Regions from separate parts of the Homo sapiens genome. Here regions 1 and 3 are each linked to region 2. The links are chromatin contacts, found by Hi-C or POLR2A ChIA-PET in ENCODE. All regions are on one chromosome and are shown on one strand. The core of a region is the stretch at or near the end of the contact, and the rest is flanking DNA. Distances in the headings are between cores, read along the strand shown. Region 1 holds the start of IFNGR2 (interferon gamma receptor 2). Region 2 holds the start of DNAJC28 (DnaJ heat shock protein family (Hsp40) member C28). Region 3 has its middle 21 kb from the start of IFNGR2.

What was found. Hi-C counts contacts between places; a loop is a spot of excess contacts on that map. ChIA-PET counts read pairs that join two places held with the same protein, here RNA polymerase II (POLR2A). Pooled maps may share reads with other maps.
Region 1: a loop to region 2 is called in a pooled map, with 3 times the contacts of the local background. The contact joins the promoter of IFNGR2 here to the promoter of DNAJC28 in region 2. A Hi-C loop is called at or near these places in 2 of 37 single-sample maps with no recorded cell type and 10 of 50 pooled maps. POLR2A ChIA-PET finds 5 or more read pairs at or near these places in 14 of 52 experiments (B cell, Caco-2, HCT116 and 9 more).
Region 3: a loop to region 2 is called in a pooled map, with 8 times the contacts of the local background. The contact joins the enhancer-like site here to the promoter of DNAJC28 in region 2. A Hi-C loop is called at or near these places in 1 of 37 single-sample maps with no recorded cell type and 12 of 50 pooled maps. POLR2A ChIA-PET finds 5 or more read pairs at or near these places in 10 of 52 experiments (B cell, CD4-positive, alpha-beta T cell, CD4-positive, alpha-beta memory T cell and 6 more).

What each region holds. Positions count from the first base shown.
Region 1 is chr21:33,400,860-33,404,662 of GRCh38, forward strand. It overlaps IFNGR2 (interferon gamma receptor 2), which reads left to right and starts at 2,554. Exons shown (of 7, transcript NM_005534.4): 1 at 2,554-2,757. The coding sequence starts at 2,685. RefSeq lists cis regulatory regions at 1,099-2,286, 1,671-2,286, 2,269, 2,279, 2,556 and 2 more, promoters at 1,502-2,658, 1,502-2,140, 1,512-2,679, 2,274-2,678 and silencers at 2,233-2,772, 2,783-2,862, 2,883-2,932, 3,073-3,122.
Region 2 is chr21:33,490,380-33,494,273 of GRCh38, forward strand. It overlaps DNAJC28 (DnaJ heat shock protein family (Hsp40) member C28), which reads right to left and starts at 1,337. Exons shown (of 2, transcript NM_001040192.3): 1 at 1,223-1,337.
Region 3 is chr21:33,380,747-33,384,481 of GRCh38, forward strand. No RefSeq gene overlaps it. Among named protein-coding and RNA genes, the nearest start is that of IFNGR2, 21 kb to the right of the region's middle. RefSeq lists enhancers at 1-495, 2,260-2,619, 2,437-2,731. Within about 2 kb of position 2,470, at least 37 of the 41 ENCODE cell types and tissues checked have a DNase peak (open chromatin) inside an H3K27ac peak, as active enhancers do; they include B cell, CD4-positive, alpha-beta T cell, CD8-positive, alpha-beta T cell and 1 more, where a contact is called at or near this core.

The sequences.
Region 1 (3,803 bases), core at 1,304-3,803, 88 kb before region 2:
CCTGATCTCAGGTGATCCACCTGGCTCAGCCTCCCAAAGCGCTGGGATTAGAGGCGTGAGCCACCGCACCCAGCCATCAAAGATGTAACCTTGAAACAAACTGCAGAAGCCTTTTCCCTTAGCCTTAAAATGGACTCCATGTCCCTCCCTTCTTCACCGTATAAACTCCCTTCACATTTATCTAACTGTATGCCCGTGTCTAGTTACGTGCCTTCTTAGAGGTTCCAGACGCTAATCTTGAGACAGACAGACCAAGCCTGGAGATTCTTCTGCAAAATTCCACATGTGACCTCAAGGCGTCTAATTAAGAATCCAGCCATTGTTGAGATGATGCCAGACCACAGGCTTCCTGTGGACTAGGACCCAAGACAGCCACCGGAACAAGACAAACAGACAGTGTACTTAGCATAATCCTTGCCTGACTTCCACATCGTTTTCCCGTTTTAAACCCTTGCCTTGGCCGGGCGCGGTGGCTCACGCCTGTAATCCCAGCACTTTGGGAGGCCGAGGCAGGCAGATCACGAGGTCAGGAGATCGAGACCAACCTGGCTAACACGGTGAAAACCCATCTCTACAAAAAACACAAAAAATTAGCCGGGTGTGGTGGCGTGCGCCTGCAGTCCCAGCTACTCGGGAGGCTGAGGCAGGAGAATGGTGTGAACCCAGAAGGCGGAGCTTGCAGTGAGCGGAGATCACACCACTGCACTCCAGCCTGGGTGACGGAGACTCTGTCTCAAATAAATAAATAAATAAATAAATAAATAAATAAATAAATAAATAAAATAAATAACCCTTGCCTTTCCCACTCCCCATACCCCACAATTCAACGTGATTGCTTTGGGGATAGGAATCCAACCACTTCCCCTTGCTAGCTTTGGAAATAAAGTCACTTTCTTTCCACCACATCTTGCTCTTGTTAGACTCTGCAAGCAGCCAGCGACTGAACCAGCATTCGGTTACATCCCCTGAGGCGGATGACACTTGTGTGATCCTGTAACCGATTTCTTGTTAGAATGTTGGCATCTTTCACCCAGTCGTTTTCTTGTAATTTTATTTATTTGTTTGAAAACAGAATCCTTCTTGCAATCCTGTCATTTTCAGTGCCTTTTTTTTTTTTTTTTTTTTTTTTTTTTTTTTTTTTTTTTGAGACGGAGTCTCGGTCTGTCACCCAGGCCGGGGTGCAGTGGCGCAATCTCCGCTCACTACAACCTCCGCCTCCCGGGTTCAAGTGATTCTCCTGTCTTAGCCCTCCAAGTAGCTGGGATTACAGGCGCCGGCCACCACGCCTGACTAATTTTTGTATTTTTAGTAGAGACGGGTTTCAGCCATATTGGCCAGGCTGGTCTCCAACTCCTGGCCTCATGTGATCCGCCCACCTCGGCCTCCTAAAGTGCTGAGATTACAGGCGTGAGCCACCGCGCCTGGCATCAGTGCATACTTTTTGAAGTGATTCCAAGTTATCGCCCGCTTTTTTCGTGTAACATATAAATACATCTCTGTATCTAGAAATATCCAATGCATAATTCAATTGTCTGCGAGGTATTTCATCACGTATTTTCACGAGCGTGGCCAATTTCAAAATAGTTCTACAAAGAGGAAATGCAAGAATGTGGGAAGAGCAAAAGAAAAGCTCTATGTTGCAAAACCCATTTTTGCTAACGTGTCCAGTGGGCTCCCGGGACGACCTGTTTTTAAATTCTTGGTCTCCCTGCACCGCGTCCCTCCTTTGCTGCGCTAGCTTTATGACGCATCTTGGAAGAACAGGGCAGATTTAAAACCCTCTCCCAACAGGCGTCAAACGACATGGTGCAGGCTCGGGCTGGGGAGCGGGCCTGCGGCTGCCCAGCTGCTAAAGGACTTCCTACTCGTGCACCGCCGCCGGCTCCAGGGCAAACCCCACGCCATTTAGAAATGCTGGAAGTTTCTGTCTCTCCCTCCCCCTGCTCGGAGGCCATTCCCCCCACCCCCAGAGCCCCACCTCCTCCTTCACTGGGCCCTTTCTAACTCCTTCCCCTTAAAACCCTTTTCAAAATGGGGTTGACTGGAGGCGGAGGTTGCAGTGAGCCGAGATCGCCCCACTGCACTCCAGCCTGGTGACTCCGTCTCAAAAAAAAGGGGAGGGGGGCGGGGGAGAGTTGAAAGCTTAATATGTACTTTGGGGGCTATTAAAGCAAACATTTCGACTAAAGGGGCGAATCCTCGAATTGTGCGATCAAGCACCCGAGAGGAGAGTTGGGGGGGGTCAGGAGGGGTGGGGGCTCCAGGGAAAGCCCGGGGGTCTGGGCCGGGGTCTCGCGGGGCCCTTCCGGAAGGATCGCGGCCCCCGAAGGTGGGCGTCCCGCGGGGCTCCAGTCTCCAGGACGTTCCGGGAGGCTCCGCGCTCTGGGAGGCCGGCTGCGTGGGGTCCCCGCGCTGCAGCCGCAGAGGCCCCCCAGGGCCGCGGTTCCCGGAGCGGGAAAGTCCCGCGCGGGGGCGGTGGCCTCGGGGGCGGGACGGGGCGGGGGCGGGGGCGCGGGCGGCCGAGCCGAATCCCCTCCACCGGGACGCCCCGCTGCTGCTCGGGAAGAGGCGGGCCCTGCGCGCCCTGCGCTCGCCATGGCGGTTTGGGCGGCGACGTGAGCGGCTCCGCGGACCCCGAGCGGGGCCCCGGCCGCGACCTGAGCCGCCGCCGAGCGCCCGGGGCCATGCGACCGACGCTGCTGTGGTCGCTGCTGCTGCTGCTCGGAGTCTTCGCCGCCGCCGCCGCGGCCCCGCCAGGTGAGCCGGGCCTGGGCCTCCGCGGCGGGACGCGGGCGCAGCCGCAGCATGTGGGGGCTGGGGGACTCCCGGATCGTGGGGTGGGGGGAATCTGCCGGGTGCTCAGAGTGGGTGGGAATCTGCGGGGTGCTCCTGGTGGGTGGGATATGCGGAGTGCTCAGATCAGGTGGGAACCTGCGGGTGCCCCAGGTGGGGGTCTTGCGGGGTGCCCAGGGCTAGAGGGGCCCGCTGGGAGCCCGCAGCGGGGCTGGGATGGGCGGCCAGGAGTTCCAGACAGGAGCTGGGCAGCAGCAGGAAGACGGGGGGCACCCCTCCTGGCGTCCTGGCCGCCGGGACACCCCTCTCCGGGAGAGGACACTCGGTGCCCCTCCGTGAAGCCGGTAACCTCGGCTGCGCCACCTCCCCCACCCGCGCGCCCGCGCCGGGAAAGCCAGCGTGGCCCCAGTCTCCGAATTTCTCGGAATGAACAACAGCAAATTGAATCCAGGGCTCCGGCGGGGGCCGCCTTTGCTGGCCACTGGTTCTGCAGCCTGGCGAGACTGCGCTTAGTCCCCGCCTGGAGTGCCTCCCGAAGGCCTGGCTGGAAGCTAGACTCAGTCCCTTTGTAGTAGCAGCGGTGGAGCAGGGACCAGCGTCTTGGACGGGTGACCCAGACTCAATTCCGACTTTGGCCGAGGGCATGTTTGACACTGGGTGTGAAATCTAGACAGTTCCCGCGGTCATAGAGATGGGGCAGCAGCATTCAGGCAGGGCTCAGAACTGTCCGGGTCCCATCAGTGTTGGGGCGGAAGAGGAAGAGTGTCAACTGAGCCAGGCATTTATTTATTTTATTGTTGTTTGAGACAGGGTGTCGCTCTGTCGCCCAGGCTGGAGTGCAGTGGGCAGCATCTCAGCTACTGCAGCCTCCGCCTCCCGTGCTCAAGCGATCCTCCCACGTCAGCCTCCCAAGAAGGTGGTATTATTGGCCACGCCTGGCCAATTTTTGTATTTTTTGTAGAGAGGAGGTCTCACTGTGTTGCCCAGGCTGTTCTTGTACTCCTGAGCTC
Region 2 (3,894 bases), core at 87-2,586:
TACAGGCGTGAGCCACCGCACCCAGCCCCACCAGCTGCATTCTTATAGCTATATTTCACTGATGTGGGCAGAAAAGTGGAAGCTGATGAAGTTTAGTGTTAACATATTGTGGGGCCAGGCACGGTGGCACACGCCTGTAATCCCAGTACTTTAGGAGGCCGAGGTGGGTGGATCACCTGAGGTCAGGAGTTCGAGATCAGCCTGGCTAACATGGCAAAACCCTGTCTCTACTAAAAATACAAAAATTAACTGGAGGTTGCAGTCCCAGCTACTCGGGAGGCTGAGGCAAGAGAATCGCTTGAACCCGGGAGGTGGAGGTTGCAGTGAACCGAGATCGTGCCACTGCACTCCAGCCTGGGCAACAGAGTGAGACTCTGTCTCAAAAAAATATAGATAGATAGAATCTGGATTCTACCCCTCACTAACTAACCGTATATTTTACAAGTGGAAAGTTCTTAGAGATCATCTAATCCAATCTTCTCATTTAATGAGAAAACGTAGGTCCGGAAGGTTAAGCAATTTAACCAAGTCCCATAACAAGGTGTAAGCAAAATGGTTAGGGGTGGGCACAGTAAAAAAGGAGGCTTGCTTAACTGTCTATACCTCCAGCCGATTATAAACTGCACGAGAGTCTGCATCATCTCAAGAAGTCTTCTCATAAGACGACTTATGGACAAGGTACGTACCTGGTCTGATACTGGATTGAATAGAATCAAGTGTCCAAAAGACTTTAAGCTCCACAGCTCGCTAGGAAGGAGCTATCTGCCAGAGGCCAGAAAAACCATGATGAATTGTGAGGCCTCCCAACACGTTTGCTGCTATTGCAATAACATGGTCTCGAAGAGGAGGAAGACTTGTACACTGACAATGGCCAAAAAATACTGGAAGTGGCTTAATTGGAATTGGGATATATAAACGCTAAAACGGAGCTCCTGAGACCCCCTATTTTCTAGGCAATCGGTGCCAACGGTCTGGGAGCCGGCTGCGAAGGTGGTTATCATGGCAAGGGAGGTCGGTCCTGCCCCGCCCCCTCCTCACCTGCGCAGACCTGGGGTAGGGGTTCCGCGGCTCCCGCCCCCCTGCCGCGCCTCTGCGCATGCGTGCGCGGTCCGCCCTTCACTGCGGGTGTCCCTCCCACCGCCTCCAGCTGGTGCCTCCGCCGGGCTAGACCATTTGCCACTTTACACTGAGGGGCTCGGGGGTACGGAAGGCAGAATCGTACCTGATTGGGACAGGTGACCTTACCAGGAAAACGGACAATCTTCCGCCAAACGAACTTTACCCCGGAGGACCCAGGCAGGGCACCTCGGGAGCCTTCGTCCCGACCGGGGACCACCAGCTCCACCTCCGTCCCCGCCCCGAGCGGAGGTGGTCCGGCCGATTGGGATTGTGGGAGATGTAGTTCGCTAGAAGGGGCGATGTGCGCCTGCGCCTCTCGGGAGGGACTTAGGGGGCGTCGAAAATGATGTAAAGACCGAGTTGGCGGCGTGGGGAGTTGTGGCTCGGAGGGCGAGGGTAACTTTCTGGGGGCAGGGGAAGGCAAGGCTGTTTCCCCGGAACGGGACCGGAACAGGTTTATTCGGGGTCACAGAAGGAGTCACCTGCGCAGATACATGAGGCTTAAAACCTGCCCTTTTATTAATTCAAGTACTGTTGAGGGGCTGGCGACAGGCCAGAGGACAAAATCAAAATAGGGATCTTCTGGCTTGGAGTTCAACCACTGACGTGGGGACTGAGCATTTCCCCTCTCTGTACAGGAAGCAAGTTTTTTAACAAGGAAAAAGAAAAAGGATAAAAAGAAAAAGGCAGAGGCTTGGGAGTTTTCAGATCTGGGTTGAAAATCCTGTTTCTTCTGCTTGCACCTTAGGCAAGATACCTGCAAAATGAGAGTTGCAATAAATAGTAAACTATAGTAAATAGTATGCCATTGTGCTAAGTGCTTTATGTATATTCTCATTTACTTTTTTTTTTTTTTTTTTGAGACAGAGTCTCGCTCTGTCGCCCAGGCTGGAGTGTGGTGGCGCGATCTCGGCTCGCTGCAACCTCCACCTCCCGGGTTTAAGCTATTCTCCTGCCTCAGCCTCCCGAGTAGCTGGAATTACAGGCGCGCACCACCATGCCCAGCTAATTTTTTTGTATTTTTAGTGGAGACCAGGTTTCACCATGTTGGCCAGGCTGGTCTCGAACCCCTGAGCTAAGGTGATCTGCCTGCCTCGGCCTTTCAAAGTGCTGGGATTACAGGCATTCATTTAATCTTTACAACAGCCCTCTGAGATAAATGCTGTTATTTTCCCTATTTTACATATAATGAAATAATAATTGTATCAACTTCATTGACTTTTTTAGGGGGAGAATTACACAATGTATGTAAACCACTTGGCACTGTGCCTCGCACATTAAGCAATATTTTTTGTTATGACTGTGTCTCCTAAAAGGAGCCAGAAATAGGTATTAGCCTCCTCAGCTTCTACATCATAAACATTAGAATCATTTATTGCCATCTATGTAGGAACACAGAAAAAGATACAGTATAAACTCTGATTCTGAGGGCTTTAGTTATAAGCAAACAATCAACAAAATAACTCATGTGAAAGAAAATAGGATTTCTGGCCGGGCGCGGTGCTCACGCCTGTAATCCCAGCACTTTGGGAGGCCGAGGCGGGCGGATCACGAGGTCAGGAGATCGAGACCATCCTGGCTAACACGGTGAAACCCCGTCTCTACTAAAAATACAAAAAATTAGCCAGGTGTGGTGGCGGGCGCCTGTAGTCCCACCTGCTCGGGAGTCTGAGGCAGGAGAATGGCGTGAACCCGGGAGGCGGAGCTTGCAGTGAGCCTAGATCGTGCCACTGCACTCCAGCCTGGGCGACAGAGCCAGACTCCGTCTAAAAAAAAAAAGACCTGGCCACTAAAAAATTTTTAAAAAGAAAAATAAGGCCAGACGCAGTGCTCACGCCTGTAATCTCAGCACTTTGGGAGGCTGAGGCAGGTGGATAACCTGAGGTCGGGAGTTTGAGACCAGCCTGACCAACACGGAAAACCCCCATCTCTCTAAAAATACAAAAAATTAGATGGGCGTGGTGGCGCATGCCTGTAATCCCAGCTACTCGGGAGGCTGAGGCAGGAGAATCGTTTGAACCCTGGAGGTGGAGGTTGCAGTGAGCTGAGATTGCGCCACTGCACTCCAGCCCAGGTGACAGTGCGAGACACTGTCTCAAAAAAAAAAAAAGCCACCAAGCAAAACTTCCTAAAAGTTGCCAGTAGCCATCCCCCTCTTCTGCTTCCAGGCCCAGTAAGGTGCCTTATATCTCTCAATCTCATCCTTCTCCCAGCCTTGCTTCTAAATGCACTCCAAGGCCAGGCACAGTGGCTCATGCCTGTAATCCCAGCCCTCTGGGAGGCCCAGGTGGGAGGATCACTTGAGCCTAGGGATTTGAACCAACCTGGGCAACATAGGGAGACCCCATCTCTATTTATTTAAAAAAAAAGTAAAATTAAAATACACTCCAAGTGTCAACACTTCACGCAGAAAACAGAAATGTTGAAGTTAGCCTTGCTTCCCCAGCTGCTCAAGGACCTTTTGAAATCTTCAACTGAGTGCCCAGCGAAGGCTGGGGAAGGGGCGGGGACTGTCCATCCTCCTTCCCAATACCAGTGGTTTATCAGTGTATTCAGCCCACAAAGCAAGTCCCTTCTCTAGGTACAGGGGAAAATTTCATTAGTAAAAAAATAAGAATTTTCCCCTTCAATCCATTAAAATTATAAAAATACATAAAACAAGATAGAAATGACAGAATGTTCTCAATAAATTGACCATATAAAAGGCCATACTCTGGCTGGGCACGGTGGCTCACGCCTGTAATCCCAGCACTTTGGGAGGCCGAGGTGGGCAGA
Region 3 (3,735 bases), core at 1,220-3,719, 110 kb before region 2:
AGGAAGCCAACGCCTGGGGCAGCAGCCAGGTCTGTGCTCCCGGAAATCCACATTTGGTCAAAGGGGACACTTCGGGGTTGGTCCTCCCTCTGGCTGGGTTGGCCCGATTTCTTCCTGCCTTGCCCCCATGCTTCAGAGACTCCTCCACACAGAGCTGGTCTTAAAGCATAAACAAAACCCATGGATGATGGGGCCACAGAGATTAAATGGCAAGACCCCGGAGGATGCTGGAGGAATGTGTGACCTCTAATTATGCAGAGCATCTGTGAGCTGGATGTCCCGTACCCGTTAAAAGTCACTCCTCGTCTCCCCTCCTGCCAGCCCCTGGCATCCATTAATGTACTTTCTGTCTCTATGAATGCACCCATTTTGGAAATTTTACATAAAGAGGATCATACAATACATGACCTTTATGACTGGCTTTTTTCACTCAGCATCACATTTTTGAGGTTGGTCCATGTCGAAGCGTGTATCAGTGCTTCTTTTCTTTATTGCCAAATAATTTCCACCATTTGGATACATCGTATGCTATGTATCTAGTTATAAGTTGATGGACATTTGGCTTGTTGACACTTTTGGGGGCGATTATGAGCAGTGTTTTAGGGGCCCACTTTCTTTTTCTTTTGTCTTTTTTTTTAACATGGTCTCACTCTGTCGCCCAGGCTGGAGTGCAGTGGCACAATCACAGCTCACTGCAGCCTCACCCTCCTGGGCTCAAGCAATCCTCCCACTTTAGCCTCCTGAGTAGCTGGGACTACAGGCATGAGCCACCACATCCAGCTAATTTTTTTTTCTTTTTTTTTTTTGTAAAGATGGGGGTTTCCACATTGCCCAGGCTGGTCTCAAACTCCTGGGCTCAAGTGATCCACTGCCCTCGACCTCCCAAACTGCTGGGTGCTGGGATTACAGGCGTGAGCCACCACTCCCAGTCTAGGGGCCCACTTTCGAATCACAAGCAGCCACTTTCTGGAAGGCACCTCATCACGCATTGGCAGGGCTATGTCCCTCACAGGTTGCCCCAGATGACGGTCTTCCCAAGTGACTTCTGCTCCAGGTCCACTGTTCAGGCTCCCCTTGGTCCTACCCCTCCAGACATCCAGCCTTGGGGGGATCCTGGGCCCCTACTGTTCTTTCCTATATCAGCCTCAGCCAAGCTCTCCTCACCCCTCAATCCATCAGATGTCCTCCAGTGACATTGAACTTCAAAGAAAGAGCAGAGGCCAGGTGTGGTGGCTCATGTCTGTAATCCCAGCACTTTGGGAGGCTGAGGTGAGTGGATCACCTGAGGTCAGGAGTTCAAGACCAGCCTGCCCAACATGGTGAAACTCTGTCTCTACTAAAAATACAAAAAAATTAGCCGAGCATGGTGGCGGGCACCTGTAATCCCAGCTACTCGGGAGGCTGAGGCAGGAGAATTGCTTGAACCTGGGAGGTGGAGGTTGCAGTGAGCCGAGATTGTGCTACTACACTCCTGCCTGGGCGGCAGAGACCCTGTCTCAAAAAAAAAAAAGAAAGAAAGAAAAGAAGAAAGGGAGGGAGGAAGGAAGGAAGGAAGGAAGGAAAAAGAAAAGTAAAGAACAGAAAAAGAAGAAAGGAAAAGAAAAGAAAGGAAAAGAAAAGAAGGGAAGAAGGAAAGAGCAGAGAGGCCCAGTCGCTCTTCTCAGAGTCTCCGTGGCATCTCGGTAGATTTGCTGATCCCTTTACATAACCCAAGTTGAGGCATGCCCTAATTTCACCCACAAATGCTACTAAGCCCAGGCCCTTATCCAGCCAAAACCATCCTGCCAAGCTCCCACCACCACCATCAGCATCATTTTCAGGTTGTTGGTCATCACTGGTTGTTGGTCATCACTGGTTGTTGGTCATCTATGTCACCTAACAGGCCACTCATGACGTTAGCCCTTGACTTCAAAAAGGACCTCAAAGAAAATTCCAGTTTTCACTCCAAAAGGAGAAATCAGGCCGAGCTGTGATGGCTCATGCCTGTATTCCCAGCACTATGGGAGGCTGAGGCAGGCGGATCGCTTGAGCCCAGGAGTTTGAGACCACCCTGGGCAAACCTATCTTTCCAAAAAAATACAAAAAGATTAGCTGGGCATGGTGGTGCGTGCCTGTAGTCTCAGCTAGTCAGGAGGCTGAGGTGGGAGGATCACTTAAGCCTGGAAGGTTGAGGCTGCAGTGAGCGGTGATGGTGCCACTGCACTCCAGCCTGGATAACAGAGCAAGATGCTGTCTCAAAAACTAGCAAACGAAACAAAAGGAGAAACTGCTGGCAGCCCCTAATCTAGTACTGTCCCGGCTCCACCCACCTTCAGATCCAGCCTCCTCCCCTGGCACACGGGAGCCCCCTCCTCTGACTGTGCTGAAAGTGAGGGAAGATCCCCTCTGGGGAGAGAGCTGTAGCCTTGACCTCTGCACACCTTACTTATCCAGAGCACGAGGCAGGGCCGCTGACTCATCCTGGTTTACCCTGGGCTTTCCCAGTTTCAGCACTGAAAGTCCCGCATCTGGAAAAGCCCCTGAGTCGCTGACAAACCAGACAGTCCGGACCATGCAAAGCACAGTGCATGGTGCTTTAGCCACAAAGTTGATTGAAAAGTCAGAGGCAGTGAGCCACAGGAAGCGCCACGTGACCCAGACTGCGAGGAGGACACAGGAAACCAACCCTCACTGTGTCCTGCTAGGGGGTTAACCCGTCTACAAGCATCAGGGTTGCCATTTCAGAGATCAGCAAACTGAACAGCAGTCGTGACTTGTCCTCGCCTGCAAGACAAGCGAGTAACAAATCCATGAAGGGAAGGACACGGAATTGAGCAAGGGGGCAGGGCCGGATGTCATTTTGGCGTTTTTTTTTCTTTCAGTGATTGAGGTAAAATTCACATAACATAAATTAACCATTTTAAAGTGTACGATTCAGAGGCATTTGGTACATTCACACTGTTGTGCAAGCACCACCTGTATCTCGTTCCAAAATATTTTCACTTCCCCAAAAGGAAACTGTGTCCCCATCAAGCAGCCACACCCTACTCCCTCACCCCCGCCCCCAGCCTCTGACAACCACCAATGTACCTTTTGTCTCTATGGATTTGCCTTTACTGAACAATTCATAGTAATGGAACCATACAATATGTAGTCCTTTGCGACTGGCTTTTTTTACTCAGCATCAATTTTTTTTTCTTTTTCTTCGAGACAGAGTCTTGCTCTGTCACCCCGGCTGGAGTGCAGTGGCATGATCTCGGCTCACTGCAACCTCCACCTCCTGGGCTCAAGCGATTCACATGCTTCAGCCTTCTGAGTAGCTGGGACTGCAGGTGTGCACCACCATGCATGGCTAAATTTTTTTTTTTTTTTTTTTTTTTTTTTTTTTTTTTTTTTTAGAGAGGGAGGTCTTACTACATTGCCCAGACTGGTCTCAAACTCCTGGCCTCAAGCAATCCTCCTTCCTCGGCTTCTCAAAGTGCTGGGATTACAGGCTTGAGCCATCACGCCCAGCCTATCATCCTAGTTTTGTTTTTTGGGTTTTTTGTTTGTTGGTTGGTTTGTTTGTTTGTTTTTGAGACCTAGTTTCACTCTTGTCACCCAGGCTGGAGTGCAATGGTGCAATCTTGGCTCACTGCAACCTCCGCCTCCTGGGTTCAAGTGATTCTCCTGCCTCAGCCTCTCAAGTAGTTGTGACTACAAGCATGCGCCACCACACCTGGCTAATTTTTGTATTTTTAGTAGAGACAGGGTTTC